Regions from separate parts of the Homo sapiens genome. Here region 1 is linked to region 2. Evidence: read pairs that join two places in POLR2A ChIA-PET (ENCODE). Cell type or tissue: GM12878. All regions are shown on one strand. Links, peaks and the distances in the headings refer to the core of each region. The heading gives the core; the rest is flanking DNA. Region 1 overlaps ROR1 (receptor tyrosine kinase like orphan receptor 1). Region 2 has its middle 25 kb from the start of LINC01739.

The links. Peaks named below come from ENCODE experiments on the same cell type or tissue, not always from the same donor. Only the 100,000 strongest peaks of a DNase experiment are listed, where the experiment ranks them.
Region 1: POLR2A ChIA-PET joins it to region 2 with 7 read pairs; 2 of 35 experiments call an interaction of 5 or more read pairs at or near these places.

Annotation. Positions count from the first base shown.
Region 1 is chr1:64,010,152-64,026,322 of GRCh38, reverse strand. The region is part of intron 2 of ROR1 (receptor tyrosine kinase like orphan receptor 1); the gene reads right to left. Among named protein-coding and RNA genes, the nearest start is that of ROR1-AS1, 94 kb to the left of the region's middle. In GM12878, for the core only: no CTCF peak of the experiment used is centred there; a DNase peak (open chromatin) is centred at 6,352; H3K27me3 peaks cover 123 bases.
Region 2 is chr1:62,979,076-62,995,246 of GRCh38, reverse strand. No RefSeq gene overlaps it. Among named protein-coding and RNA genes, the nearest start is that of LINC01739, 25 kb to the left of the region's middle. RefSeq lists an enhancer at 16,034-16,171. In GM12878, for the core only: a CTCF peak has its summit at 5,545; no DNase peak of the experiment used is centred there.

The DNA of each region.
Region 1 (16,171 bases), core at 2,705-10,704, 1.0 Mb before region 2:
CCCCCATTTCATAGATGATAAAACTATAGCTCAAAGTGATCAAGTAATTTACCCAAAGCCATACAGCTACTGAGTATAAGATTAGAAACTCAGGCCAATCTTACTGCAAAGTCCAGAGAACAGCCCCCAGCCACTTTCTGAGCAGAAGAGGGAATAAAACACAGAAGAGTGAGAATGAAGACAAGTTGGCTCAACATAAGAAAGGCCTACCTAATTTTAGAGTTTCTCAAAAAGAAGAATAGGTTATTCTTGTGTAATGTCACTTAAGAAAGTGTTGAGCTAGAAGGAAACGCCACTTAAAAAATTATTTCCATACCTTTTGGGGGAACAGGTGGTATTTGGTTACATGAGTAAGTGCTTTAGTGGTGATTTGAGATATTTTGGTGCACCCATCACCTAAGCAGTAAACATTGAACCCAATTAGTAGTCTTTTATCCCTCACCCACCTCCCACCCTTTCCCCCAAGTCTCCAGAGTCCATTGTATCATTCTTATGCCTTTGCATTCTCATAGCTTAGCTCCCACTTATGAGTGAGAACATACAAGGTTTAGTTTTCCATTCCTGTGTTACTTCACTTTGAATAACAGTCCCCATTTCCATCCAGGTTGCTTCAAATGTCATTAATTCATTCCTTTTTATGGCTGAGAAGTATTCTATCATATATATATGTGTATATGTGTGTATATATATATGTACATATGTGTGTATATGTGTATGTATATATACATATATATATATCTCACAATTTCTTTATACACTCATTGATTGATGGGCATTTGGACTGATACCACATTTTTTGCAACAGCAAATTGTGCTGCTATAAATATGTGTGTGTAAGTATCCTTTTTGTATAATGACTTCTTTTCCTCTGGGTAATGGGATTGCTGGATCAAATGGTAGTTCTATTTTTAGTTTTTTAAGGAATCTCCATGCTGTTTTTTCCATAGTGGTTGTACTAGTTTATACTCCCACCAGTAGTACAGAAGCGAGGAACCACCACTTATCAGGCTTCTGGAAGACGGGAATCACGTTATCAGCCAGGAGCTCACATTATACGACTTCTAGAGGTCATTCAACTTGGAGATTCCCTGAGTCTAGGTTGTGGAGAAAAGTTGTCTCTGGCACCAGACTAATCTGCTGCCCTTCCTAGGGGTGGAAATATTGCTCAATTTGATTCAGACTGAAAAGGAAGTGATTACTTATAACACCTTAAAGAAAATATAAGTGACTGTTTTGATCATCTTGGAGAATGGAAGGCTTTTCTAAGCATGACACCAAAGATTGATAGATTCAATTTCATAAAAATAAAATTTTTCCATGTTAAAATATACATGCAAACAAAATTAAAAGTTAAACTAGAAAAAATGCAGATTTCAAACAAAAGATCAGTATCTTAATAGTAGAATGAGAAAAATTAATATGTTAGAGATAAACTGGCTACTAAACATAAAAAATTCAACCTTAGTTATCAAAGAAATGGAATTTAAAATAACAATGACATACCATTTTTTTGCTTTTAAAATTGACAACAACCAAGAAAATGACAATACTTAGTTTGAGTGAAGGTAAGTAGTAGTAGAATAGGACATTCTCCTGCACTGTTGCTAGGGATGTAAATATGCAGAGAGATTTAAGAGAACACTGTGTAGTAGGTACCTCCATGAGGCCAGGTACTGTCCTGGGCCCTTTAAGGCATTTATCATCACCCTACTATTTATAACACAAAGCTAGAATAATTCTAACTTTTCAACAATAGGTGATAATAGGTTCAGTAAATTACTGAATACCTCTACAATGGAACACATTTGTTTTTGTTTTTTTTGTTTTTTGTTTTTTGTTTTTGAGATGGAGTCTCACTCTGTCTCCCAGGCTGGAGTGCAGTGGTGCAATCTCGGCTCACTGCAACCTCCGTCTCCCAGGTTCCAGTGATTCTCCTGCCTCAGCCTCCCAAGTAGCTGGGATTACAGGTGCATGCCACCATGCCCTACTAATTTTTGTATTTTTAGTACAGACAGGGTTTCACCATGTTGGCCAGGTTGGTCTCGAAATCCTGACCTTAGGTGATCCATTTGCCTCAGCCTCTCAAAGTGCTGGGATTACAGGCATGAGCCACTGCGCCCAGCTCCCATTTGTATTAGTCCATTTTCACACTGCTATAAAGAATTACCTGAGACTGGATAATTTATAAAGAAAAGAGATTTAATTGACTCACATTTCCACATGGCCGGGGAAACCTCAGGAAACTTAGAATCATGGCAGAAGGTGAAGGAGAAGCAAGCACTTTCTTTACAAGGTGACAGGAGAGAAAGAGAGAGAGGAACTGCCACACACTTTTAAACCAACACATCTCATGAGAACTCACTCACTATCACAAGAACAGCATGGGGAAAACCGCGCCCATGATCCAATCACCTCCTACCATGTCCCTCCCTTGACACGTGGGGATTACAATTTGGATTACAATTCAAGATAAGATTTGGGTGGGGACACAGAGCCAAACCATATCAACATTTAATATGGCCAATAAAAATGATGTTAAAAATATTTAATGACACAGAAAGATGCTTGCGAATTTGTTTCTAAGGGACAAATGTTGTTTACAAAAGAGAATGGCTCAATATGATTCCTTTTCAGTAAATATATCTGTAAAAATATATGCATTAAAAAGACAAACAGTATCTGTTAGCAGTAACATAATTTTGGCTTCATTTTACTTTCTAGATTTTCTACAATAAATAAATATGTTTAGATATTGCAAGAGCTAGTTTTTTGTTTTGTTTTGTTTTGTTTTTAAAGGAAGAAAATTATTTAAGGATAAGGGCAATAAACAGTACAGGTGACACATCAGGCCCACCTTACCTTAAAAGAGCTGAACAGCTGGGAGCCATCTCTCTTCCTGCTATTAGTCTCCTGCCTCAACTGGCCCTGGGAAAGAGGACCCAAGCTGTTTAGCTGGATTCTGAGGTGGTCTTTCAAGGTTTCCCCAGGTCTTCTCCAAATTCCTCTCTCAGTAGGATGAGGGCTGCTGAGAGCTAAGAAGGCACTGTCTAGCTAGTCTGGGTGGACTGGAGGGATGGGCTACAGTGAGCTCCTCTGACTCGATGCAGGATGCTAGCATCCTTCTGTTACTCAGCACCACTGCAAGGGCAGTATCTCAAGGTCTACCCAGGGTTTACCTGCGATCCAGCACAAAAGTCTGATTCTACTATCTTCAGCAGTATTTGATTCCTATTGGGAATCCTTAGCAGAAAAATGCCTGTCACCAGTAGAAAGGCTTTCCCTGAGCTCGTGTCTTCAATAGATGATCGCATTATTAGAGTTTTCCATTACCTCAACATTTCTCCTAGCCCCAGCCCAAACATTCCTTTTTATATAAATAAATGTTATTATAAAGTAAAAACAAAAACAAAACCCCCACAAACAAAAAACAGCAATGTCAACATCAACAGAAAGCATGGCCTCTAAATAGACACTTTACCAAGATTTCACCCCTTATGCTCACAGTTCTTTTAACACAGATGCTTGGTAAGCAGAGATAATTTCAGATCACCTACTGTTTCTTGATGTAAAAATAAAGAGACATATATTCAAGTCAATTTACATTTTACGAAGCACAACATTATCATATTAGGATCTGGGAATGACTTCGTGTAGACATTTTTACCCTTGTGTGACAACTGAGGACACAAGAAGTCCAGAGAGGTTTAGTGAATGGCCTGGGGTTACCTTATTAGTGGACATGCCAGGGCTCTTACGGGGAAATGGGGCTGTAGCACTAAGTAAAAACAGTTAGCGTTGCAATGTTAAATTCATTTTTGTAGCCCTCAGAGACCTGGCAGTACAGAAGAATAGCAAGACCAAAGCTCTTCATTGTGACTGTTTTGTTTATTTAGAGTTTTCTTATTTTTGTTTTATTTTGGCAAAAGTCACTTAACACAAAATTAACTGTTTTAAAGTGAACAATTTAGTGGCATTTAATATACTGACAATGTTGTACAACCACCATTTCTATCTAATTGGAAAACAGATCTGGCAGCCCAAAAGGAAAGTGTGTACCTATAAAGCAATTGCTCCCTTCTCCCACTCTAGCCAGCCCCTGGCAACCAATTCAACTTCTGCCTCTATGCATTTACCTCTTCTGAATATTTCACATGAATGAAATCATACACGTGACCTTTTAGGTCTGGCTTCTTTCACTCAGCATAGTGTTTTTGAGATTTATCCATGTTATGGCATGTATCAGAACTTCATTCCTTTTTATGGCCAAATAATATTCCATTGTATGTCTGTACCACTCTTTGTTTACCAGTCATCCCACTGATGGACATTTAGGCTGCTTCCATCTTTTGGCTATTGTGAGTAATACAGCTATGAATATGTGCGTACCTGCATTTGTTTGAATACCTGTTTTCAATTCTTTGGGGGTATATATGAGTTTTACAATTTTTATGTCTTCTACTTATTTTTTATCTGACTATAAGAGTATAGGATATTTATTAAAGAAAGTATGAAAATCAAAGAAAAAAGACAAATAAGAAAAACCACCTAAGGGTAATCAAGAATATCCCCTTCCAGAAAGGATATCCTACCAGCAAAAAGCCTTCTAAGCCTGTTCCTTCTTTCCTCCCTATACACACAGATTATTATTTTAGAAATAAATAGTCACTGAGAACATGGACTTGGTAGCCAGGAAAGCCTGGATTTGAATTCTGGCTCTGCCATTTACTAGCTGCGTCACTTTACCTTGAACTTGTTTTCCTGCCTGTGAAATGAACATAATAGTACCTACCTTGCAGAGTTTTTATGGCACATTAAATGGTGCTCAGGAAGTGTCAGGTATAATAGTACTTCCCACACAGGGATTTGCTAACTCCACCAGAAAGTGAGGTTCATGAGACAGGAATTTTGTATTTTCACCTCTGTATCAGCACAGTGCCTGCCACATGACTGGTACTCCATAAATACCTGTTGAATGTATAAGTGAATGTAACTATTGAGGACATTGGGGTTGAAATTAGAGTCCTAGGAAGGATCTTTGGGAAGAATTCAGGTCTCTGAGTTCAGAAGACAAGTAAAGACCATGGATAGAAAAATCTTGTAAGTCAGTTTTAATTCTATACAACCATAGTCCAACGGCCAGAGTTCGTCTGGTCTGACTTTGGGCCCACAGATAATGAAATCATGAGTTATTTGCAGCAATTAGGGCAGAGGCTAGGAGGCCTCTGAGGTATGCGGGGATTTGAACTTCCTAAGCTGCTAGATCAACTAAGGCTTGGGGCATTTTTTTTTTTTAAGCAAATAAGCATTTGACAGAATAAACCCAGACAAAGAGATACTTAAGCATGAAGCCTTGACAGAAACTTCCCTGAAGTAATATAGCTTGGAACTAAAGAGATGATTAGTGAGCTTCTCATGACCCTACAGGAAATCTTGCTTGGTACAGGAACACAACATTTTCGAAGTTTGTCTAAAAGAAGTTTTCACACACTCCACTGCCTCATAATAATGTCTGCAACGGGTTGCAGAGCTCGCCGTCTGCTGAATTCTTTACTGCCTTTCTTCTTTTGTGGGTCTTTATCCCCAAATAATCTGTTTGTGGACCAACTTCTGCAAGCTCAGGAGGGCTAAAGTGGAGCTGTAAGCCCTCAAACCCTCAGTAAACAGGCCAGAGGGAATGAAGAGCTGACCTCTACCTCAGCCATTAGCTGGGCCTACCTAGGATGGATCTGATCCTATATTCCAGGATAAGTCTTATTTTTTCATTCATCTCCTTTGCAGCACCTATCATTGCTGGAATTAAATGATTTTCAGTATTTCTGTGTATGTGAAAAACCTTGTCTAAAGTTTTTCTCTTCCACTAAATTGTAGAGTATCCAAAGGGAAGAATGTTTCTGCCTTTTTCATTTTTGTATCTTCAGCCAGTACAGGCCTCGTCCATGGTAGGCACTGAATAAACATTTGTTGAATAAATGAACCTAAGACATTTTATTACAAAGTTCAATTCAGCTTAAAGGCAACATAATATATTGATTAAGAACATGGGTTTGAATTCTGGGTTCACTGCTTTGTGACGTAGGGCAAGTTGCTTAAATCTCTCTTAGTTTCCTGATGTTACTTTAACAAATTATCACAAACTTAGTGGCTTAAAGCATCAGCAATTTATTCTTTCACATTTCTGGAGGCTAGAAGTACAAAATCCAGCAGAGCCACACTCTTTCTGGTGGCCCTGGAGTGGAATTCATTCCTTGTCTCTTAGTTTCTGAGGGCCCTGGCATTCTTGAGCTTGTGGCTGCATCACGTGATCTCTGCTTTCATTTTCACATTGCTTCCTCCTCTGTGGGTCCATCTAAAAACTCCCTCTGTCTCTGTCTTATAAGGACACTTGTAGGCATTTAGGCTTCTGGGGATAATGACGGATAATCTCATCTCAAGATCCTTAATTTAATTACATGTGCAAAACCCCTTTTCCAAATAAAGAAAAATTCACAGGTTCCAGAGTTTAGGACATGGACACATCTTTTGCAGGCAGGATGTCACTATTCAAAATACGACTTTTCCCTAAGGCTCAGTTTTTCATCTGTAAATCTGTCACAGTATCTCAGAATTTTTATGAGGATTAAATGTGACAATCCATGTAAATCACTTAACATGGTTCTTGGCATATCATAAGCCCTCGATAGATGGTAGCTATTAATAATTGGTATTATTTCATGAGAAAGGGAGGTGTTACTCCCGATGTCCATAAGGAACAAGTGATGGAGTTATGCCAACACATTCAGATATTTTAAAAATATATCAATATCACTATCAATCTACCCTTTTCTGTATTTATTTTATGAGTTCTGGGGCTTGTGCTTAGCCGTCTCACATATGTCATTACATTCTGTACTTACAACAACACTTGAAGGCTGGTATTCTCCCCATTTTACAGATGGGGGAAAAAATCCAGATCTTAATATTCAAGAATCTGGAGTTAGCCACAGAGCTTAAATATAAACCAAGGACTTCTCACTCCAAGCCCAGGTCTTGTCTACATTACCTCAGAAAATTGAGGACAGAAATTGACAAAGTGCCAAGCACCTATACTTGTATTAATCACTTGTTAGAATATCATGAAGAGTCAAACTACAAGGCAGGTTAGCCTAGAAGAACTCTAAAGCAGTGATTCTCAAACTTTGTTGCACACTAGAATCACCTGGAGACCTTTTAAACCTCTCAAATCACAGGCTATACACCAGACCAATAAAATAAGAATGAGGGGAGGAGGAGAACAGACCCAGGCATTAGTAATTTTTAAAATTCCCCAGGTGATACCAATTACAGCTGAGGTTAAGAATTACTGCTCTATCACTGGTCCTCAAACTTTAGTGGGCATCAGAGTCACCTGGAAGATGGTAACAATGGAGGGGAATAGGGTCTAGCCTGATTCAACGAACCCGGGTCTCTCCAAGTGACTCTAACACCCACCAAAGCTTGAGGACAGCTACTCTAAAGTAACTTTCGGCTCCCGTATTCTGATTTTCACCACTCATTCATTTCTCTCTTTATTCAAACAACTGCACTAGATGTTGGAGAGATAAGGATGCATAAAGAAGACATGACTTCTGATCTCAAGAAGTTCACAGCTTGACACGCTGTTCTTTTCTCTCTCAAAGCCCTCTCCATACTGCTTTTCCTGGTCAACCTCTCTTTGAATGGGAGACACATGAGGGCCTTGCTTGAAATGACGAAGATCTTCAATAAAATTTCTTGCATGAGGAAAGAAGAAGAATGGGGAGAAGAAGAGGAAGAACATACATGCAAACAAGCATCACCTGGCATGGGGAGGAACAAGGTGTGATCATCAGTGGGAGAAGGTGGAGTCAGGGAAGTCTTCTTGGAAGTGGTGAAGTGTGAGCTGGGTCTTTAACAATGACAAAAGGTTGGGGGAGGGTGTTCTCATCAGAGCAAATAGTAAGGTTTGCACAGATGCTTGAAATAGGATGTTGTGTTTTAGAGCACAACAAGCAAAGGTGGAGAAGGAGAAGCAGGAAACTGAGGGAGGAGCCCCATGGTAAAGCACTTTGTATAATCTCCGTTTCCCCTCCCTTTAGCCAAGCAGACCTTTTAAGTCCGAAAGTCCCAGCAAGTCTTTAGATAAGGTTAACCAAAGCTGTGGGCCCAGGGCTAGGAAAGACTTCCATGATCCCTGTGAGCAGGACCCTAGTCCATAGGTTTCTGGAAGTACCTTGAGGCCAAACTGTAAAGCCATTTTTGAAGTGGGTGCAACAGGAGGAGATAGGCTTAAATCCAAACTAAAAGACACACAGGCAAGGAAAAAACAGCCTGGGAAAAAGCCAGACACTCTTTCTCTGTGACTGCCTTATTATTTATGAGTCCAGAAATGTGCCTCGTCTTAGCCAGTAATTACTGAAAATAGTACCAAGGGAGTAAGGAATCTGAGACTCAAGATATAAGGTAGATAAGCTCTCTCCTCATTCTAAATGGTAAAAACAGGAGCACAAACACTTCCAAGCTTGCTCGGTTGCTCACCTGCCTGGGCTGGGGCAGCGGTTGCTGGGAGGATGGAGGTGGGGTTCTATGCTGCTCACACAGCCATCTGCAGAGCACCCACAGGGCCTCGTTCCTCTAGGCTGAATGCCCCCCTAACAGCACAGATGGGGAGATGAGGAATGATGGGAGGGCTTGGGTGCCAAGAGCTGGAATAACCGGCTGGAAAGACCCCTACATGGTGAGGAAGACCCTTTCTGCTCCATTGATGGCTGGATGGCAGGGGGGCTGATGGCAAATCTCTCCCCTTTGAGCAGGTTTTGAAGAATCAAGATGGACCATAAACGGTCATTTTCCCTCTATTTCCGGATAGAATTCCATATCCCTCATCTTGCCAATGCCTTTCCCTAAAGTGAATAGACTTGTCAAAAAGGATTAATACCGGTCTTAGAGAGAGAGAGCTGCTTGGTCAAAGGGAACTGATTTTCATGTTGCATGCTTCTATACTGGGTGTAAGCAAAGGGAATAAGAGCTGGTTGCCAGCAAAGGGATACAGGAGATATACAGCAGGCAAGAAGCTCCCCGCATATATCCAAATCCCTGCTCTCCTATCAGGAAGGTGTTCCTGGCTGAGTGTGGTGGCTCATGCTTGTAATCCCAGCACTTTGGGGGGCCGAGGGGGCAGATTGCTTGAGCCTAAAAGTTCAAGACAAGCCTGGGAAACATGGTGAGACCCCGTCTCTAAATACAAAAATTAGCTGGACATGGTGCACCTGTGGTCCCAGCGACTTGGAGGCTGAAGTGGGAGGATTGCTTGAGACTGAGAGATGGAGGCTGCAACGAGCCATGATCACATCACTGGACTCCAGCCTGGGCGACAGAATAAGATCTTGTCTCAAAAGAAAAAAAAAATAATAATCCCTATGTGTTTTTCGCCTTTTAACCCACAATATTTTTCTCCACAGATGAGAAATTACTCCAGATATTGCTTGTCTCTAATCATATTAGTGGTCAATTTGTAATCTAGTTATAATAATGATCAGACTATAATCAGTAATGATAATCCCTTACACATAAAATCTTTATATATATATATATAATTATATTTTAAGTTCTAGGGTACATAAAGCATTATATACACACACACAAACAAAATCAGTGTTTAGAAACATTTCTTTTTATAAAAAGTAGTTCCTAGAATTTTAAAGCTGGAATGGATATGAGAGCATTTCCTTTTGCTGCAAGGAGGAAACAGGTTACATTTACCTAAGGTTCCAGCAATTGTTTCCTGAGAGCAGCATTATCTAATAGAAATAAACTGTGAACCACAAATGTAAGTGAGAAGTGTAATTTTAAACTGTCTGCTAGCCACATTAAAAGGGATCAGGTACTATAAATTAATTTTAATGTATTTTACTAATTCAATATATGAAAATATCATTTCAACATGTAATCAATGTAAAAATTATTAGTAAGATATTTTCTTTTCTATATTAAGGCCTTGAGATCCAGTGTGTTTTACACTGATGCTACCCCTCACTTTGGACTGTCCACATTTCACATTCTCAATAGACATAGGTGGGTAGTGGCTACTATACTGGTTCACGCAGCATTGGAGTCTCAAAATGGGTAATGCAGCCAGAACAAGGATTGATGCCTCCCTTTCAACAGGTGAAAACCCTGAGGCCCAGAGCTTAAATAGGTCATTGACCTGGTGATGGAGCTGAGCTGGAACTAGAACCTAGATTCCTTGTTAAAGTGCTGTTTCCTCAAATCATGCTGCCCTCCCCTTGGGAAACAGAAGGGAGTTGGTGGGGAGGGGGCGGTCAAGAGAACTACCAGTAGTGAGCACCTATATATGCTAGAGACTGTGATGAGATTTATATTTTATTTAATTCATACACCAGCCCTTTCAAGTACATATCACTCCTCTATTTTCCATATGAGGTTAGAGAGGCTCTAAGTGTTTTAGTAGTTGATAATGGCAAGGTGACAACCTTTAAAGAAAATGGTGCTATCAATATTAGAAAGATGTTGCTTACGACCCCAACCAGCTACCAGTTTTGAAGCTGGAACACAAGGATGGATAAGCTCTCAGACACCCCAGTCCTAGGAAGACTGTTCATCAGCTTGCCACGTGCCAAGAGCCAAGGCAAGATCCAGTCTATCCTTACAATACCACCTTCAACCCATAGCTCCAAATATATACAATTAAAGCACAAGAAAACGACTCAGTCACCCCATTCTGACTAGCTAAGCATCAAGCTCTAAGCTATAGGCCAGTCAATACCATTTAAATAGACCATGTGCCAAGGACAAATCAAGTAACAGAGTGGGGACAAGAGGGAGCAAACCACTCCTGAGCTAGAGAACCTGGTCATAGGCCTTGATGGTGAAGCTTCGAGGGAAGAGGCAGGCCAGGGGGCTGAGTCTAAGATGTATCTGTATGTTGTGACCGAGCAAGCAGCTATCCTATCACAACATGGGCATGAATCCCATAGACATGCTAGTTGGCTAGGAAAACCACCTTAGGTAATTGATATGGTTTGAGTGTCTTAACCCAAATCTCATCTTGAATTGTGTCTCCCACAATTCCTATGTGACGTGGGAGGAACCTGGTGGGAGCTGATTGAACTATGGGGGCAGGTCTTTCTTGTGTTGTTCACGTGATAGTGAATGAGTTTCATGAGATCTGATGGTTTTAAAAACAGGAGTTTCTCTGCACAAGCTCTCTCTTTGCCTGCCACCATCCATGTAGGACTTGACTTGTTCCTCCTTGCCTTCTCCTATGATTGTGAGGCCTCCTCAGCCATGTGGGAATGTAAGTCCATTAAACCTCTTTTTCTTCCCAGTCTCGGGTATGTCTTTATCTGTAGCATGAAAATGGATTAATACAGTAACAGATACATATATCTCCATCCACAGGTGAGCAAAAGGAAGCTCAGAGTCATAGTAACTTTAGAGCCCATGTTTATAAGACCCACACTGCACACTTCCCTGCTAAAGCTCCAACCTGGTAAAGAAAGCCATTTGAAAAGGCAAACCAGGACAAAATGTGTATATATATATATATATATATATATATATATATAGTGTGCGTATGTGTATATATATATATAGTCTGTCAGCACAGAGAACTATTTGCAGTTGGAAACAGGCCTCAGTATTTTTTTTTTTTTAAGTAGTAGGTTCCCTCCATTTCTGCTGCCTATGGGAGCAATTTCCAGCCCCTTCTCCAAAAGAAACATTTGGCTTTCTATAGAGAACCTCTGAAACCTCTTGTGACTGAGTATGGTAGAAGGGGAAATAGGCCCTTATCACACCCACCCCAACACTCTTATGGGGAAGCTGAGGTTGAGCCCCTGTAGATCCATTTATTTTAGGCAGTATTTGGTTCTGAAGCAGTTGTTTCAGAAATTACCCCCTTGACCCATCAATAGTAGCTTTCAGCGGCTCTTCCAGGGTGGCCTTGTCTCTTTTAAATTTCATTTCCTGTTGGAAAGGATAGACAGGTAACTGGTTAATGCCAGTGACTGGACTCATGTAACAGAACACTGGGACCTGAGTGTGGCTGGGGAGCTGCTGTGGGACTGACAGGTGGAACACAGCAGCTGGGTGAAGAGGAAGGCATTAAAGCCCACCAAGAGATGGATTGTATTTTACTGCTTCTCCACGTGAGGGAACTTGCCCCACAGGAGGAGGGGATATGAATGCACTCAGTTGTCACAACAGACATGGTCCTTGGACCTGGCCCTGAGGCCTTGGTGGGAATCCTGGCACTTCCCCTCCATCAAATCCTTTAGCCCAAATGAGCCTCTGTTGCCTATCTGTTCTATTGCAAAGGGTGGTGTGAATTCAAATGATGCGTGCAACCTGCTTAGCAGGTGCCTCACGCCTGGTAGGCATTTACACACCATAACTGGGATTTGAACCCAAATAATTTAATGCCATGTTTCCTACTGCATGTTACCTACTGCATGGTGTTAGACAATAGATAAGGCAAACCCTGACTTTAAAGAGGCAGGCACGAAATAGATAATTTCAATACACCGAGGTAAGGATTCTGATCAAGATAGACATAGGCTAATACGGTACCCCATAATTTGGAGCACTGTTGATGTCATGGTCAAAGGGGTTGATGGAAGGATTTGTTAATCATCTGTCTCTTCCTCCAGGAGGTTCCAACAAGGAAGGAATACCACCTGTGTTATTCAGAAGTATGTCCATTAGGGGCACTGCGGGGAAATGGGGAAGGAGGGAATGTTCAAGGTGTGCTTAAGTAAAAGAGGGGTTAGCCAAGTGAAGAACAAACCCAGTCAGAGGAAGCTGCATGAACAAAGGTATAGAGGCTGGAAAGAGAATGGTATGTTTAGGGAATCGGAGGCAGATTATTGAAATAAATTGAATATTGAGTATGGGGACAGGAGGTAAGATAAGAAGAGTCAGTAGGGGTAAGACCATGGAGAATCTTGTGTTGCCAAGCTAAGAAGTATGTCACTTGTATGAATGAACACTAAAGTGTGGAAGGCCAGAAAGGGATGATTTATCAGAATCTAAGATGTCTACCCCAACCCTAAAATATGCCTGCCTTACCAGACTGTTGAAGTACGCATGATATTTTAATATCAAGCCCAAAGTAATAACCATATTAACCCAAAACAGCTATCACTTCTTACTCTCCAATGAGTTTATCAGATTTGCTGGCCAGGTGAATTTTCACAACAGCCCTATGCAGTAGGTGCTTTTCTTACCTCATCTTACAAATGAGAAGACCAAAGCAGATAGGTTGAGAGGCTTGCTAAAAGTCACACAGGAAACGCATAGTGGAGTCAAGATTCAAACCTAGTCAGTCACCCTGGCTCAAGTCCATTTTCTAAACCACCGTATTATCTCAAATCTGTCTCCCAGATCACTACTATTCTTGACCTGAGTGTATCACTTTAAGACCATTTGATAAACTTCTAATTTCCATAGCTCTATTCTTCAATTATATAATTTTGATTTAGTTATTTTGAAATATGCCTTTTTTGTCATATTATCTTGCATTTGCCCCATGGTTTCTACTTTTTCACCATGAAACGTTTTAAACATATATACTCTCTCAAATTGGTCCACTGTGTTTAGTTTCTAAGGTATGAGCTTTTCCATGTGTTTTGTCTGCTAACCCTTACTAATGGTGGCTTTCTTCCCCTCCCTTGTATGCATTATAATTTTTTAAAGTAAGCTCAACATCAGCAGGAGTTTGCCATTGTTGTTTTGTGGTTTTCATTTTTAAAATTTTGTCTTTGGTGGAAAACCTTCATGCATGAGGATGTTGAGACATTTTTAAGAGCTGGTTTTAGGTTTGCTGCTGTCAGTGTCTCCTAGTTTAATCAATTCCAGGCCAAGTTTTTATGTTACCATCTTGGTTTGTGGCTTGTGCAATACCTGAGAAGAACCTCAACCCCACTCCCACATGTAGTACAGGCTGAGGTTTTGATTTCTCCTGGGTGATCCCAATGGCCCAAGGTGCTTCATAGATTTCTGTATCACATCCTCAGCAGAATTTTCCTTATTTCATACTTAGGCCAGTCATTCTTCATTCATATCCTAACGCAGGGAGTTTGTTTCCTGTGGCTCCAACTCTTATCCCCATGGGATACCAAAACTCTAGGCCTTAGAGAGTACCCATAGTTTTCAAATTATCATGGACTCTTTTGCTTAATTCCTCCTCAAAGATCATTGTACTAGTATTGAACTTGTTCTTCATTTCTGGAACCTAGGGATTTCACCTCTTTGTGTACCAGCTTGGCAATGGATTATTTTCTTCATTGTATATTTCACTAGTATCTCTCTGTGATTGGAAGAAGTGTCTCTTGAAAGCTCAATCTACCAAATTGACCAGAAGGCTTTGATTATGCATTTAGCTATCAGTCTTTCCAAATAGTCTCTGAGTTCATGGAGGACAGGGGCCTTTGCCTGGTTTATCTTTATATCCTAATTTTCATAGAGTTCCTAGACCAGAGTAGGAATCGATAAGGTTTTGATCAACAAATGATCTTCCTCTCTCATTCAAAATGGAAATTAAAGAATATACACTAATTACCTTCTAGAGAAAGATGATGCCAAGCATCCTCGTACCTCCAGAAAGCCATCCATACTCTCTGGAAGTCTGTGTTGAACAAATAAAGGAGTCTGGGGCCTGCCTTTATCCTTCCCTTCAGCCAGCAGGTTCATACTATTGACACCACTACTTTCTTAATGGGCAACTACTACTAATTACAGTGCTGGTCTGGTAGAAATTCCAAGTCTGGCAGGCTGGGTTCTAGACTGCTGGCTCTGCTGCCTTTCTTAGCACACATTGATGCTTTTCTATTGCCATAACTGGAATCTGATCAATAACATGCAGTGTGCAATGATATAATTTTTCTGTTGGCACCATAAGGAACTTGCAGAATAAGTTCACAAAAAAGCACCCAGCACAGTGCCTGGCACAGAGCAGGTACTAAGTTAATGTTCAGGGTCTTTTATTTCTTCTTTTCCATTAAACATATTCTATAAATATTTGTTGAAAATCTGCTTTCTAGGCATTGTGGTTGATGCTGGAGGTGGAGAGGAGTAACATGGAGTGCCTGATTTAATATTTAATAGAAAAATAATGTCAGGTCAAATTTGGCAATAGAAAAAATATTCTAAATGTCCTTTGATTTAAGGTGAAAAGACATCTCACTTCATTCCACCATCCTAAAGTGCCTAGTAAAGTATAACCAGCAAAATAACTTCACCCATTGCTGTTTTATAAAATAAACTTATCTCTTCTCAGAGAGGAAATACAACTTACAGTGAATGTATTAGTAGATGTATTAGTTTGTTCTCATGCTGCTATAAAGAACTGCCCAAGACTGGGTAATTTATAAAGGAAAGAGGTTTAATTGACTCACAGTTCTACATGGCTGGGGAGGTCTCAGGAAAGTTACAATCATGACAGAAGGCACCTCTTCACAGGGCGGCAGGGGAGAGAATGAGTGCCCAGCGAAGGAGGAAGCCCCTTATAAAACCATCAGATCTCATGAGAACTAACTCATTATTATGAGAACAGGATGGGGGAAACCACCCTCATGATTCAATTATCTCCACCTGGTCCCTCTCACAACACGTAGGGATTATGGGAACTACAATTCAAGATGAGATTTGGGTGGGGACACAACCAAACTATGTCAGTAGACAATAGAGAGCTAATCATAAAAGACCATTTATGACAATGACTTTTGAGCTCCCTTTACCACTGTAATCTCAGAACCTTGAATCATGCCTGAACTAAAGTAGAAACTCAGTAAGTTTGCTGAATGTATTTGCACACAAATATGTATGGCTATGGCTTCTCACCAGGTAAGATGTGACTCATCATTCCACACACATTTATTGAGAATTTCCTACAAATAAGAGTTTGTGCTAGATTTTGTGATGGAGACCAAAAAAAAAAAAAAGTAAGATAGAAACCCTCCTACAAGGAACTTCTAAGCTTAAGGGTGAGATAAGTATATAAATCACCATAACATCATATAGAAAATGTGAAGAGAAGAACAGAGAAGAAAGAGAGCTATGGGAGTTTCAAAGAGGGAAAGGCCACTTCCAGCTGGAGGGATTAGACAAGACTGGATAATGTAAATTTTATGCTTGGTCTTGAGGGAGAAGTAATTTG
Region 2 (16,171 bases), core at 4,526-12,525:
CCACCAGCTCATGTTTCCGAGCTTTAGAACTGTTGCTTCTTCATTCATCAGTGCCAACCCAGACTCAAAGGGACCTTTGACACCCCTCACAATCTCACCTGCAGGCCACTGGTGTCTACCTTAGTTGTCTGTGCTCCTGACTTGCACAGACTCTCAGGTTCCACTTTTCCTCCACTCTTACTAGATGTTTAAAAATTTTTTTCCATTTATGATACTTGTACACATTTATCCTTACTAGATGGTGATGTACCACTCAACCTTCCCCTTCATCTGATTTATTGCCCATGTTCAATTTTAGGTTCCTCCATTCCCCAAAAAGTGCAGACTACTTCAAAGTGATCATCTTGATATCTTTACAACTGTTTATCCAATGCCAGGCCCTGTGCAGCTATTCCTTATTTCTATTCCTCATGAGAACTCAAGGAGAGGGATGTACTTAGCCCCATCTGATAGACATATGCAATGATGTCCCCTGCCTGGGGTCAGCACTGGTGTGCGGTGGAGCCTGGACTCAGAGTCAGTGGGCCCAGCTTCAAGTCCATGGCCTTCTCCCTACTCGCATAGTTGACCCCACTTCCATGTTCACCTGCCATGAAAAGCCCCCCAAAACAATGAAGCAGCCAAACCTTGGGGGATGGGACAGTGGATGGGGGTGGTAGAAGAAGCAAAACAAAGGGGCCTCAGAGCTCCCCAGCAGGGCTCAGTCTGGGGGAAATATCTGTTCCTGGGTGCTTCATCAGCCACAAGGGCAAAGACCTAGGACAGGCAAGAGATCCGATCTGAACTCTGATATTAAAAAGGAGGCAGTAAGAACAGAGTGATCACTCTGAGCCTGTATATTAAATGTATTTTCCCTTTGTAAAAAAAAAATGCAAAAGTTATGTTTCAACATAAAGGCAGCCTGTGTTTCATAGCTATTCTAGTTTATGGGCCGTACATTCCTGTGATTGTCTTGAACTGAATAGGCAAGTAAATAATCATCGAGAGCCACAGGTAAATCACTTGGAGGTGAACCAAGCCTGTCCAGAGCTTCCAGAATTGGCACAAACATTATTTCCTAATTTTGCAGATTTCTTCATCTGAGCTCAGGAAACACCTTCTCTCGTTGGCTTTGAGGTTTGACACTTTTTTCCACTCACATCCTGAAGAGACAGCGACAAGGTGAAACGTGAGAAGTGTATAAAGCATTTTCAAGGATTCCCCGTCTAATTTGCCTTCTCAGTTCCAAGGAAATAATGCCATGCACTTCACTTCCCTAAGTATTTATTCTGTGCTACCAAATGACTAGAAATGGGAAGCGATGGGAGGAGTCCAGAGAGGTGGGAGATATGGACCACACTTTCACAAAGCCTAGAACTGGGTTGATTTTTTTTTTTATGGTGGCAAAACATACATAACATAAAATTTGCCATTTTAAGCGTTACAGTTCAGCGACATTAACCACATTCACATTGTTCTACAACCATCACCACCATCCATCTCCAGAACGCATTCCTCTTCCTCAACTGAAACTCTATGCCCATTAAACATGAACTCCCCATTCTCCCTTCCCCAACCCCTGGTGATCACCATTCTACTTTCTGTCCCTATAAATCTGACTACTCTAGGTACTTCATATAAGCAGAATCACACAATATTTATCCTTTTGTGACTGGCTTATTTTATATAGTATGTTTTCAAGGTTCTTCCATGTTGAAGCATGGAGGACATGGTTGATTTTAAGCATACGAATGTTGAACCAATGGACACACCAAATCTCAGGCAAGTCAACCAAGAGGGAAATGCATATCCACATTCACTTGTGGTTGTTTTAAGGAAATTTGACTCTAAGCTGCAGCAATAAATCCCATGCATTTATTTAGATCCTGCTGTGTGCAAAGGCCCGTGGGCAGCTGAAGCAGAAGTAGACACTGCATTTCAAGGATCTGAAATCCAGTCCAGGAGACATAGTGTGCAGATTCAAATCCAGGTATTAAGTGCTAAGTAACTTTAGGGTACAAATGAAAAGGCAAACAGGAGTTTAAGAGAGGTCATTTCAGGCAGAGGTGATTGTGGAAGAGATGAATGTTAGTGGGAATTTGAAGGTTGGGTAGAATTTAGTAAAAAGGAATGGCCTAGATAAAGAAAACATTCCAGACTGGCATGGGGTGAAAGCATGTTTGATAGCCAACTGTCTTTTTCACAGTTTCATCCCCAGTGCCTGGTACCACAACAAACATGTGCCTCATGAATCAGTAAATGCAGAGCCCAGAGGTGAGAAAGCCCAAAGTGAAATTTGGAAACAATGGGTAGATGGTCTGGCTTGAGAAGAGGGTCCCTAAAAAATGTTGGTAGAAATCAGGATGTGGAAAAACTTTGTCAGACTAAGAAGCTTGAACTTTATCCTGAGGAAAATAAGGAGGCATTAAAGGTGGTTGATCAGGACAGTGACTATTCCACTCTTTCTAATCATAGGTGCACCAGAACATGAACACCCCCAGAGAAGCTTAAAGTGACCATAGCTGGGTAATGGAATACAGCCATCTTCATCAGGTTTATGCGGATAGGGCAACATCTTGTTTGGAAGTATCATTTTTTGGAAGCATTGTAAAGTGACAGTAGGTGGAGGAAGCTGCTAGCCAACAGACTAGGGAGGACAACATCCCAGTAATCACAAACAAGGGCAACAATATAGCTGTGGAGATTAAGAGGAAACAGGCAGATCTTGAGGCCATGGTTGGAGAGAGGATTACAAAATATGTAGGGATCTTGAAACTCCTGGAGGACAATCGGAAGCCAGAGACAAGGACGAAAGTCAGGACTGATTGATCTCAGTGGCCAGTGAAGGAGGTTTAAAGGAAAAGGAGTTTTTTGCCTTGTAGACTGTGAGGTTAGAATGAGAGACCAGGCTTCCCTATTCAAAAGAGAAGCAGAGCTTCAGGATTAAATAGCTAGAGAGATTTGATCTGCAGCAAGGCAAATGTGGACGGTGGAAAGGCATAGAAATAAATGAAAGTCATGAGAACCCAAGAATTATGGGGAGGAGAAATGAGAAGAGAGGAAGGGAGGGCTGGGGAGGGGGACAAAGGAGAGGAGAGGAGGAGACTGACTTTGCACTTAACAGAAACTCACTTCAACTGGTTTAAACCGAAAAGGGGCATTTATTACAAGGTCACAGGGATATTTCATGGAACCCAAAAGGGCAGCCAAGATTGAAAGAAGAATGGAACCAGGAACTGGAGAGTTGTCCAGAACTAGCAATTACTCTCTTTTCTCTTTCCCTCTCCAATGCCACCTGCACTCTCTTCTCTGCCTCTAAACCTACTTTATTCTTGGCTTTCTCCACTATGCAGACACCTCTGAATGCATAGAGGAGACAGCAGGGTTACATCTTTGCATGCAAAAGACCAGCAGAAACTAAGTAGTGACCCTGAATCCAATTCCAAATGTCCAGGGGAGAATGCATGACTGGCCTCTTATCTAGGTTTAGGGTTCTCCTGGATTCCATCAGCCACAGGTGGGAGGTGGGGGTGGAGGGACATGGTGTAAATATGGCTCCTGAGCTCCACTCCCACGCGAGAAGGGCAGCTTTGAAAAGCAGATCCCACAGAAGGTATAGACCAACCAAATCAGGCAGGAGCCGTGAAACCCTACCATGTAAGAAAGGACTGAAAGCATTGCAGCTGTTTGCTCTAGAGAAGAGAAGGATCTAGCAACCATGAAAACAGTCTTCCGGTAGCTGAAGAGGTGCCTGCAGATGTGTGCATGATTCTGTAGGGGATGAGGTGGCCAATTCAGCAGAGGAAGGAGAAGCATTCTGCCAGGGAGTGCTGCCAGTTCTGCAGTGGACTGTTCTGGGAGCAGGAGCCTCCCCCAGGTGCAAGGGGAAGAAGAGCTATTAGTCCCTTAGCAGCAGGTGTTTTAGAGTGGGAATTCCAGCCCCGAGGGAAGTCACATGCATGACTCACAGGCTTCTTTCAAAGCTAAGGTTTTGTGATATTTCTTCCTAATCCCTCCACTCCCGCCCCACCTCCTCCTGTCTCCTCTCTCTTTTATTTTATCCAGTCACCACCTAAATCAGGGGCTTCTATTTGGAGAGGACATTGGGAAGCCCAGGAGTGTCCTAAAATTAGATGCAAAATTGTAGTGGGGAGAGTTAGGACATACATGTAGATTTCTCAGAGAGAGGGTTCAGTCAAGGGGACCATGACCAAGAAGAGGGTGAAAAGCAATGACTGAAAGAGAAGTGCTTTGAAAGGCAGCTTACAATACTAGTGAAATAGAGAAACAGAGATGGAAGTAGGAAATACAACTCAAAAAAGGAGAAGTCAGATATATTTTCTGAATACTAGTATCTAACAGCTGCCATGATTAAATTTCAAGTTTACTTTTGAGCTACCTGGCAGCCAGAGAAACCTAGTTTGTATAGCTATGAGAAGCAGCAGTCCATCAAGAGCAATGAAGCTATTTCTAACCCTGACTTCTAAAAGAAATTTCCCTTCAAGCCAAAAATATCATAAAAGTAAATATAACAATTATAAAAGTAGTAACTATTATATTAGTATAACTACTATAAGTATTATAGTATTAATTAGTATAACTACTATATAACTATTACTATTACTTTTATTACTATTATCACTATTACTATTAATTCAAAAGTAATAGTAATTACTGTTTATTCAGAATTACTTTGTGGCAGGCACGAAAGTAATTTTGTAAAGTAATGTGGCAAGCACATTATATATACTATTTCATTCAATCCTGACAGTAATCTATTAAGTAGGCACTATTCTTAAACCCAAATTACCAACGAGGAAATTGAGGCACAGCAAGGTGGACAGACTTGTGCCTGCATTTTCAGAGTTGGTAGAGAGGACACCCAAGCTGTGCCTGCCAGACCCAAGGGTCACACTCTTAGCCACTATAAATAACACAAATCTTTAAAAAGAAAAGGAAAGGGCCGGGCATGGTGGCTCATGCCTGTAATCTCAGCACTTTGGGAGGCCAAGGTGTGCAGATCACCTGAGGTCAGGAGTTCGAGACCAGCCTGCCCAACATGGAGAAACCCCATCTCTACTAAAAATACAAAAAATTAGCAGAGTGTGATGGCGGGCCCCTGTAATCCCAGCTACTCAGGAGGCTGAGGCAGGAGAATCACTTGAACCTGGGAAATGAAAGTAGCAGTGAGCAGAGGTTGCGCCACTGCACTCCAGCCTGGGCGACAGAGTGAGACTCCATCTCAAAAAAATAAAAATAAGAAAAGAAAAATATCACCTGTGGCCCATACCCTCAAGCAGCTTTTAATCTAGCTGGGAGTAAAGACGTGCACAAACAAAACATTAAAAGTAATAACTTTACCATCTTTGAGAATCTACAATGGTGGCTTTATTTTGGCTGCTTTGTATTATATGGGCTTTTCCTCGATTTTCCAAACAACGCTAAGAAGTATGTACTGTCGCCCCTCTGTTACTGAAGACTAGTCCTATCTGGGTCAAGTTCAGACTGCTCCACCTGGCTTTCAAAGTCCTGTATAATTTGGGATTTTCTACCCAACATAATTTTCCACCACTGCCCCAAAGGAGGCAGCACATACCAAATGAAAAAGCATGGAATTCCATCCAGACTCTACCACTTTCTCGCTCTGGGACCTTGAGTGAGTTGCTTAGCCTGTCTGAGCTTCTAGTTTCCTCAATCTATAAAATAAGAATAATGACGACTACTCTTCAAGATCTTAAAAGAATGCAAGATTTAAGAATAAGAGTATATTATGCAGGGATCACAAGACAATTTGAGGGAGGGAGGAAGGGACCAGGTAAGAGAGGCTCCAGTAGTGATATGGTTTGGCTCTGTCCCCACCCAAATCTCATCTTGAATTGTAGCTCCCATAACTCCCACGTGTTGTGAGAGCAACCCCATGGTAGAAAATTGAATCATGGGGGCAATTTACCCCATACTGTTCTCCTGGTAGTGAATAAGTCTCATGAGATCTGATGGTTTTATAAGGAGAAACTCATTTCATTTGGCTCTTTTTCTGTCTCTTGTCTGCTGCTATATAAGACGTGCCTTTCACCTTCCGCCATGTTTGTGAGGCCTCCCCAGCCACGTGGAACTGTGAATTTATTAAACCTCTTTTTTTTTTTTTCCCATAAATCACCCAGTCTCGGGTACGTTTTTATCAGCAGTGTGAGAACAGACTAATACAGGCAGTGATCTATGTATTCATTTCTTCATGCAGTCAGCAGACATTTACTGAGTCTCAATGGGCTTACATCTGTGTTAGGCACCAGAGATCCAAAATGAATGTGCTTGGGGAACTTGCAGTCTACTGGGAGCAGATGGGGGCATGTTTAAATAAGGACAGTGCCTTGCATAGTGAAAAGTGGGTAGTGATGAAGGTCTGGAACGGGCAAAAGTGTGAAGAGAGAGAGTGTATGAGCAAAACTTTATTGGAAAAGCTGACAAGACTAGGTATCTGAGTAGACTCATGATGAAGGAAAAGATGAAGAAAAGTCTGGGTGGTGGAAACCGAGATAGGGAAGTTGGTTTGATATGGGATAGCTTGAGTTTGAGGTGATGTGAGACATCTTTGTAAAAAATACCCAGTTGGCAATGACATGGACTGGCACTGGGGTGTGAAACAGGACACCTAAGTTTAGGAATAAGGACTAATATTGTGACTATTGCAGTCATTAAAATGGCGAGCTTTCTGAGGAGTTGTATTAAGATTGAAGAGGAGACAGACAGTTTCATATGCATCAAAACTAACAGCAAGCTTACCTTTTTAGCAAGTGTTAAAGGCATGCTACTGGGCTATTTGATCTATGTCCTGTTCTTAAATTTCTGTACCAATATGGGTAATATCAGTGCTTTGTCAATAAGGACACCCTTGGAGGCATGAGGAGGAGGAGGAGACAGCAAAGAAAGGGAATAGTCAGAGAGGCAGGAGAGAAGAAAGGTGATTAGGAATTGTGCAATATCCCAGGAGTCATTGTCAGAGAGACAAGAAGATCAAGGCAGTAGCTGAAATTTTTATTTATTATTCATTTATGTATTCATTGTTTTGTTTTTTGGGTTTTTTTTTTTTTTTTTTTTTTTTTTTTTTAAGACAAGGTCTCGCTGTGTCACCCAGGCTGGAGTGCAATGGTGCAGTCATAACTCACTGCAGCCTTGAACTACTGGGCTCAAGATGATCCTCCCTCCTCAGCCTTTCACATAGCTGGGACCACAGACATGCGCCATCACACCCAGCTAATTTTTTAAGTTTTCTAGAGATGGGGGTCTCACTTTGTTGCCCATGCTGGCCTCAAACTCCTGGGCTCAAGCGGTCCTCCCCGCTTGGCCTCCCCAAAACTTGGAAGTACAGGCGTGAGCCACCATGCCCAGCCAATTTTTTTTTTTTCTTTTTTTTGAAACAGAGTCTTGCTCTGTCACCAGGCTGGAGTGCAGTGCCACAATCTCGGCTCACTGAAACCTCCGCCTCCCGGGTTCAAGAGATTCCCCTGCCTCGAGTAGCTGGGTCTACAGGCGTGCACCACCACGGCCTGCTAATATTTTGTATTTTAGTAGAGAGGGGGTTTCACCATGTTGACCAGGATGGTCTTGACCTCCTGACATTGTGATCTGCCCGCCTCGGCCTCCCAGAGTACTGGGATTACAGGTGTGAGCCACCGCGCCCGGCAATTTCTTTTTTTTTAAGGATAAGAAAAAGCAAATTTTCTCCAGCAACAAATCAGAGAGAGAGAGAGAAAGAGCCCTATTTGTAAAGAAAACAGTGAGACTGTCGTGGGTTACGGAAACTGTTAGTAAGGACAAAATGGAGGTAGTTGGCATAAATGGCTGGCCTGAGAAATCCCACAAAGAAAGGAGAGACACAAAATAGGGGGTAAATGGGTCATCAGGGTCAGGTAAACGGTTGTTTTCAACTGAGAGAAATCTCCTCCTTTGAGAAAGATGTCTTAATGTGGGGTACAGGGAATGTTCTAGAACCTACACCCAGTAGGCTCAGTCTTCTTGTGCAAGATTAAATCAGGAAGCTTCTGACCGAAGCACATGAAAGAGAAGTATTCTTAATCCTGGGCAGTAAGTTGAAGCTTGACAGTAAGAACTCTTGGGGGCCAAATCTTCATAGTTATTTGTTTCTCTTGCCAGACAGCAGGAACAGAGGGGAAAAGGGAGGGATGGTGATCTGGGTTTCGGGTTGACACCTGTCTGGAGCAGTACTGAGAATCTGGAGTGTGGGCACAGTTAGGAGTCCAGGCTGGAGGGTGAGAGCTTCAGGGGGATGGATGCAGTCACTGGAATGAACTCGATGAAGAAGGAGGTTTGAAGATTGTAGTCTAAGGGAGCTTCATGAGGACTGGAGGGAATTGATGGCTGTATTAGTTTCCTTGGGCTGCCTTAACAAAAGGTGCAAACCTAGTGCTTAAACAACAGAAATTTATTCTCTCATAGTTCTGGAGGCCAGAAGTCTGAAATCTAGGAGCAATAGCTGCTTCTAATGGCTCTAAGAGGGAGCCATTCCTTGCCTCTTCCACCTTCTGGTGGCTGCAGGCGCCCCTCGGCTTGTGCCTGCGTAACTCTAGTCTCTGCTTCTGACTTCATCGCCAGAAATCCTTTGTGTGTCCCAAATCTTCCTCTACTTTTCTCTTATTAGGAACAATTGTCATTGGATTTAGGGCCCACCTAGATAATACAGAATGATCTGATCTCTATATCCTGAAATTAATTACATCTGCAAAAAACCCTTTTCCCAAATAAACTGGATTTCCCTAGTTTCTTATGCATCAAAACCAACAGCAGGCTTATCTTTTAGCAAATGTTAAAGACATGCTACTGGGCTCACTTGATCTATGTCCTGTCCTTGAATTTCTGTACAAATATGGATAATATCAGTGCTTTGTCGATAAGTACAGCATGTTCCATCCGCTGCCACCTAACTCTTAACAAGCTATCTGAGCGGAGGTGCTTGTGTGAAGGTGACACTTGCCCTCACCAATGTCATCTAAGGAAATACCCATCTTCCCTTAAGTGTCTCTCCTCCCTGCCTTCACATATCAGTGCACTATAAATGATGATGAGGAGGGTTTGTAAATCAAGAAAAAGGCCCTGTTTTCAAGAACTCCTTAATTAGGTAGGATGGATATGGCATCCTAGTTCATTTGGACGGGACAGTGGGGAACCGTTCCATCTCCTGGATGTCCCCACCTGGGTCCTGCAGTGTTCCCAGGGTGACTGCTCTGTGTAAGGAGTTTATAACTTAGCTTCTTATTCCTTATGTCAAGATCGATAGGAATATTGTGCAGGTTGAGTCCATTACCAGGTTTTACAAAATGGTTTGGAGATTCAACATGGAATTAAAATTTCTGTTTAATTATTTATACCTCACCTTGTTCTGAAAACAATTCAAGGTTCCTTGTCAGATTATATACAGTAGATCAGGGAAGAACAAATTAGAAATTGATGAGAAAAAAAGATGTAGGACTTGGAACCTGAAACTGAGCCAGGAGTGAGACTGTAACGCAGCAATGCATACCACAAAGTTCTGTCTGTTCACAATGGGTGGGATTCACATTTGGGATCAGACAGCTCTAACAACCAGTGCAAAAAGAGAAACCTGATCAGTCACAGCATTTACAGCATCCAAGAGACAATATGCCCACAGGCCGAGTTCTTAGGAGAAGCCCAGTTAATCCTGAACTGAGAAAGACAGGAATTTCACCCAGGGTTCCTCATAATGAGGCTACTCTGTGATGAAATAAAGAGCATTCCAATAAAATGCCCACAGAAGTGATGCCTTCTGTACAGGTCTATTCCTTCGTAGAAATTTGCAGCATCAACAGCCCACCAAAGGGGAAGACAATAAAAGCAATTCTTTGTGGGTCAACATGATGTAACCAACACAGTGCTGGCCTGGCTTAAATTAGAACTCAACTTTGGGGAAGGTTGACAGGTGGAAAATGTGGCTGGAAGAGAGAAGTACTGACTTTACGTCCCATTCCTCACTATTTAATATGTTGCCATGTGGGACGGTGATAAGAACTTAGGCTTTAGATGGAGATAAAAGTGAATTTGATCACCACCACTTAATAAGCTGTGTGTTCTTGATGTATCTGCACCTCGGTTTATTCATCTATACAATGGGCGAAAAAATCCTTTTCCTTGTGAGTGAAAGGCAATGTAGATGCAGTGCCCAGCACAATGACTGGAACAGAACAAGTGTGTGATAAAGAGCAACTACAAAGCCTTCTGTCATGTCTTCAGGTGGTATAATCACCTTGGACAAGGTGAATTTCTTGGGCCTCAGTCTTACCTTCTGGCAAGGTATTGTAGAATGGGTATTTCTTGAATTCCTTTTCATCTCTGGCATTCTATCTCATGACTCTATGACATTTAAGATATAACTTTACATCAAAGAACATGAATACTAAAATTATGTTGTTGCTTTTATACAAATACTCCCCCTTTTTATTTTTTAAAGACAGAGTCTTCCTCTGTCAACCAGGCTGGAGTGCAGTGGCATAATTTTGGCTCACTGCAACCTCCACCTCCTGGATTCAAGCGATTCTCCTGCCTCAGCCTACCCAAGTGCCACCACGCCTGGGTAATTTTTAGTATTTTTAGTAGAGATGGAGTTCCGCCATCTTGGCCAGGCTGGTCTCTACCTCCTGAGCTCAAGTGATCTGCCTGCCTCGGCCTCCCAAAGTGCTGGGATTACAGGCATGAGCCGCTACACCTGGCTAATACTCCCCATTTTAACAAAAGTCAGTATCATATGTGTGTTCTTAGACCTACTATAAAAGTGTGATAACTTCCAATAGTTCATTGTCGTACAATATAATCACAAGAAAGACAAGATGGTGGGAAAGTCATAAATGCAGGTAACCAACACACTCCTTCAATGCCTCCCCACTGCCTACTGGATAAAATCCTGTCTTCTTAGCAGGAAGCTCCAGGGTCTTCAGCATGTGGCCACTGCCCACTTCTGCTGCCTTGGCCCTGACCTGGTCCTTTTCATGGTGAACCTTCAGTCTTAATGAACTGGTCGTGATCCAAATGCACCCAGTTTTCTTAAACTATATTTTACCCAAGCTAATCCCTATGTTTCAAATGCTTCACCCCACCCCTCCCAATGGCTTCCAGAAATCCACAAAAGAAGTTTCTAGATGGTTAATACTAACTCCTAATTTATCTTCTCTGGAAGATAGAGTGTCAAGGAGCAAAAATATTATTTAAGTTAATTTTTTAAACTTTGCTATGGTTTCCATTTGTCATTATTCCTTTGGCAATACCTATGATTTCTTAAATACAAAGTGCCAGGCACTGTCTTACATACATTATTTTTTCATTTCTTGCAACATTCTTGAGAGGTAATAACCATCCCCATTCTACAGATGAGAGAGCAGAGGTTAAAGGAAGCTAAGATATTTACCCAAGACAGAACAACTAAGAGCCGGTTGTGGTGGCTCATGTCTTTAATCCCAGCACTTTGGGAAACTGAGGCAGGAGGATCACTTGAGGCCAGGAGTTCAGGACCAGCCTGGGTATTATAGTGAGACCCCATCCTACAAAAGCTACAAAAGTTAGTCAAGCATGGTAACATAAGCCTATAGTCTCAGCTACATGGGAGGGTGAGGTTGGAGGATCGCTTGAGACTGAGAGGTCAAGGCAGCAGTGAAGTGAGCCGAGATCTTGCCACTGCACTCCAGCCTGTGTGACAGAGCAAGACCCTGTCTCAAAAAAAAAAAAAAAAAAATGATTAGGGAGTTGGGATTCAACCCAAGCTTCTGAAACCAAAGTCAATGCCCTTTCTACCATACCTACTGCCTCCCCATAGGAGCAAATGGCATTTCCCACAAGGCTCTCTACCTGACAAGACAGATCAGACACATGGAGCATAGCGACTACTGAGGAAATGAAAGATATTTTGAAAGTTAATATATTCTGTTTTCTTGGTTCCAGAGAGGATTATATCTAAACTATTTTTCCTAACATACATACACACACACATGAGTTTATCAAAATCCGTTGGCAGTATTTATGGCAGCCACATCAGTTTGTTCCTGGAATGTGCAAGAAGTGTAAGACATTGCCCGGCCCCGAAAGAGCTGATAACCTCACTAAGGAAAGAGGACATGGAGGCCCACGATTCCATTAGACAAAGGCACTGATGCTGGAAATCGGGTGCCGAATTGTGTGTTGCAAATTATAATGTAACTCACACTACAGAGGAGGCTGGTCCGGAACCCAGTCTGGAAGCAGAACAGGTAGGGAACCTGCCCAAAATATGAGCAGGGCATCAGAACCAAAAGGATAATCCCTCCAACCCAAAGAGAAAACCCAAAAAGAATGTAATTATAAAAAAGATAACAGATCTGTCCAAAGAAAGCAGGATATATTAACTTATGAGATATAAGTCTTAGTTCTATTTGTTCTGGTATTTCTATAAATTTTGCATTGAAATAGAAAACACAAACTGAAATTAGAAGTGCCATCTTAAGGTGTAACCTTCCACTATTGTGTCTGAGTTATTCAAGCCTTTCCGCACCCATTTTAGTGGCCTGCGCATGCACTGTTTTTAGATAAGGGGTTTATTGAGGGTCTCCTTGAAGTGCCAAGGAGCTGGCGAGGCACTGGGGACCCAGCAGTGAACAAAGGAAACGTTGTTTTGAGAAAATCACTGGTGAGACCCCCCAGAATCTGGCCTCTGCAACCCCTCCTATCTCAACTCCTACTTCTGACCCCCTGGTTCACTCTGCTGTAAACACATGGGTCTCCTGGCTGCTCCATGAACAGCCCCGGCAACCGCACACCCCACCACTGTGCTGTTCCCTGGGCAGATACCTGCGTGATGCCCCCGCTCCTCCTTCAGAGTTTGGCCCAATTGTCACTTGATTACGGAAGCCAGTTGTAACTCTCACTCCTTGCCTCTTTCCATGCTTATCTCTAGAGAGCTAATCATCATCTAGCCCACCCGATGGTTTTCCTGCTTATTTGTTTATTGTCTGTTCTTGACACTGGAATGTAAGTCCCAAGAGGACCAGAATCTTTGTTTTGTTCACTTGTATTGAAGAATTTATGTTAAAGCTCACTTGGGTTGAAGAACATTAATTTGGATTGAAGAGCACCTAGCACCTTATGAGTACCAAATAAACATGAATTGAATGCAAGATCTTTATAGAATCTTAGAGTTCGCCAAATGACAGGGTCTGGATAATTTTCCTAATGTCTTAGAGGAAAGATTCCTAAAACCATAAGGATTTGTTCTTTGAAATGACATCGATGAAATAAGGGGGAGTCCACTGGGACAGTCTGACTCAGGGAATGAGAACAGGCCTCAATTAGCTGTTGGGACCAGCCTGGGGCCTCCTTTAAGTTGTAGAAATCCAGAAGTCAAATCATTAAATCAACTATAGACCTACCATGTGCAAAGGAGCTGTGGCCATAATCTGACCTGATTTCCCACATGTCACCAATTTTATTTCCATTCCCAGACTCCTGCCTCTACCTCCCAGCATCCAAACTCACAACAGACACCTACCAAAGCTACATATTGATGACAGAGCTGGAAAGGCATCCTGAACTGGGTGGGGAGGGAGTGGTGGAGTGCCCCAGGGTGCTGCCAAACTCTATTTTTGTAGTATAGAAGGCAAGCTAGTGATAAGGCCCTCAGGTCCCGATCTTAGCTGGCCCCATGACATCGGGAATGAACTTGGCTTCTTCGTGCCGTGTCCCTGGATAAGAGGACAATCGCTTACATTCCCTAATACAAAGTAGTAAATCTCTTAGCCTGACATTCATGTATTAACTTGTTTGGGTGATGTGGGAAGACCATATTAGGTTGAACCACGGAGTTGGCCATACTTGTACATGAAAAATGATCCAACAGTGGTAATTCCATATGGTTCATGAAGAAAATGGAAAACTATGATTTAGGTAACATTGGCTCAGGTGGGTGTGCTTTTCAAACATGGAAACAGTGGTTCATTGGTCCACGCTCTAACTCTACAATTGAACTAAGCTCCCAGAAGGTGATAATTACTAACATTTATCAAGTGCCTTTGGGTCGGAAGCACTTTCACTAAAACCATTTTATCTGATCCTAAAATGAACAGTTAACCCCCACATTCGTCTTACAATCAACTAACAAACATTAGGCACCTTCCAATTCATGTATCAGTCAAAAAACTGTGGCCTACGAGCCAAATTTACCTACAACATGTTTTTGTACAGCCCAGAAGCCAAGAATGGGTTTTACATATTTAAAGGTTTTATGAACCCACACACATACACACACAAGAATGTATGACAGAGATCATATGTGGCCAGCAATATCTAAAATATTTACAATCTGGCCCCTTTACATACAAAGTTTGCCAGTCCTGTTCTAGATGCCAGGCACCGTACTAGGCACACTTAATATGCTAATGCAATATGGTGAGAGTGAGCAGGCCTTTTAAGCTTCAGGCACAGTTTGGCACTGGTGTTGGGTGTGGCTACAGTAGGGAAAGAACTCAGAAAGCAAAGGTTCTGGTCCCTGTTCTGTGTCTCACTCTTGCCATGTAACCTGGGATAAGCTCCCTACACTTTCTTAAGCCAGTAGCTTCTTCTATGATATGAGCTGTTAGAAAGAAACTTCCTTTTACTATGAGGCTATCAATTCCTTAGAACTAGCCCAGAGGCCCAGAAATGAGGACATGTATTCTAGTTTGAGGGCTTTTGAAAATCATGATGACCCAATTACTTTTCTTCCTGTTGTAAATTTAAGAATAACTTTAAAGTGCTAAAAGGACAAGGGACAAGAATAGGGAGGCAACAGATTGTGAGGGAAAAAGGAACACATCTTCCAGACAGGAAATCAAGGTGTGTCATCTCTGTTCTAGGTGACAAAGGTAGAATTGCCATTTGAGGGGGTCAGAATAATGTTTTTAAGCAGAAAGTAGTTTTCCATGTTTGAACATCCAAATGCAAAAAGAAAAATACCAGTACTACAGACCAAATACAAAGACGGGAGGGGGATTAAATTTTAAAAATGCTCATGGCAATGAAAAACTGTAACTTCCAATGTGAACCAATTCATTGAGGCCTTAACATTCATTTGTTGGGAATGGAGGGGGCAGTAAAATCTGCCGTCAGAGCCATCTGGGGAGCTGCAGGCTGGAAAGGTCAGCTTTGGCTAGGGATGTGCAACTCCTCTTCTTTGTTAAAATGATGGTATTCGACAGAAGTTACATCTGAGGTCAAGTGACCGCAATAACAGGGGACAAGGAGCGCTCTCAAATCATTCTCAGGAATGAAAATGACATGAAACTGACATAATATCTGAGGTGAGATGAAACTCAAATCCTCGGCAGCTGAACACTTCACCTACTGATGGGCAGCCTGACCCTCACCAATCTCATAATCATACCTGTGTCAAGAGGGGAACAGTCTTCAGCAACACAAGGCGCAGCTCCTGGCGTTTTGGAGGGGAGAGAAGGCTTTGTCTCTGCTTCAGAAATGATGTTGTTAAAAGTTTCAATACTCAGCTTTAAACCTTTCAAATCAATGTCTTATTAGAAAAATTGGATTCCACCTACATGCATAGAATCTCTTCCCTTATGTAATTTCTCTCAGCTCTGGCTATTTCTTGCCTGGCATTTTCAGCAATAAAAGCTGTGTTTTAGTTCAATGACTATCTTCATGTTATTTAAAGCTTCAACCCAATTCCATTCAAACTGTAAGGGAAGTCTCTAATCTGGGTTAATCATCTAGTTTCAAAACTACCTTAGGGGATGGAGGATGGGTTGGGAAAAATGATGATTGATTATAAACTCTTTGCCCCCCAGTACCACATATGAAAGGAGGGTGGCCTAGAGACTGTTGAATATGCTAACTCCTAATAAAGGACTGGAGAAAAGGAAGCCCATACTACATTTGAATTTAAAGTGAGTATTAAAATTAAAACCCCAAAAGGAGAAATATTACATTTAGTCAGCTGTTACAAAAAATACTTCATGCTCTATCATCTTCCTTGTAATTGCTCTAATAGGAGGTTCAGTGTGGTAGACTTGTATTCCCAACTATTGGCGTGATGAAAAGAAGTTTTGGTGTCTATTTATTTTTTCCTGAAAAGAGAGAAGGGGACTCAAGGTGTGGCCCATTTGCATAAACACAACTGCCCTGTCTTCGGAAATGTGCCCTGATTTCTTCC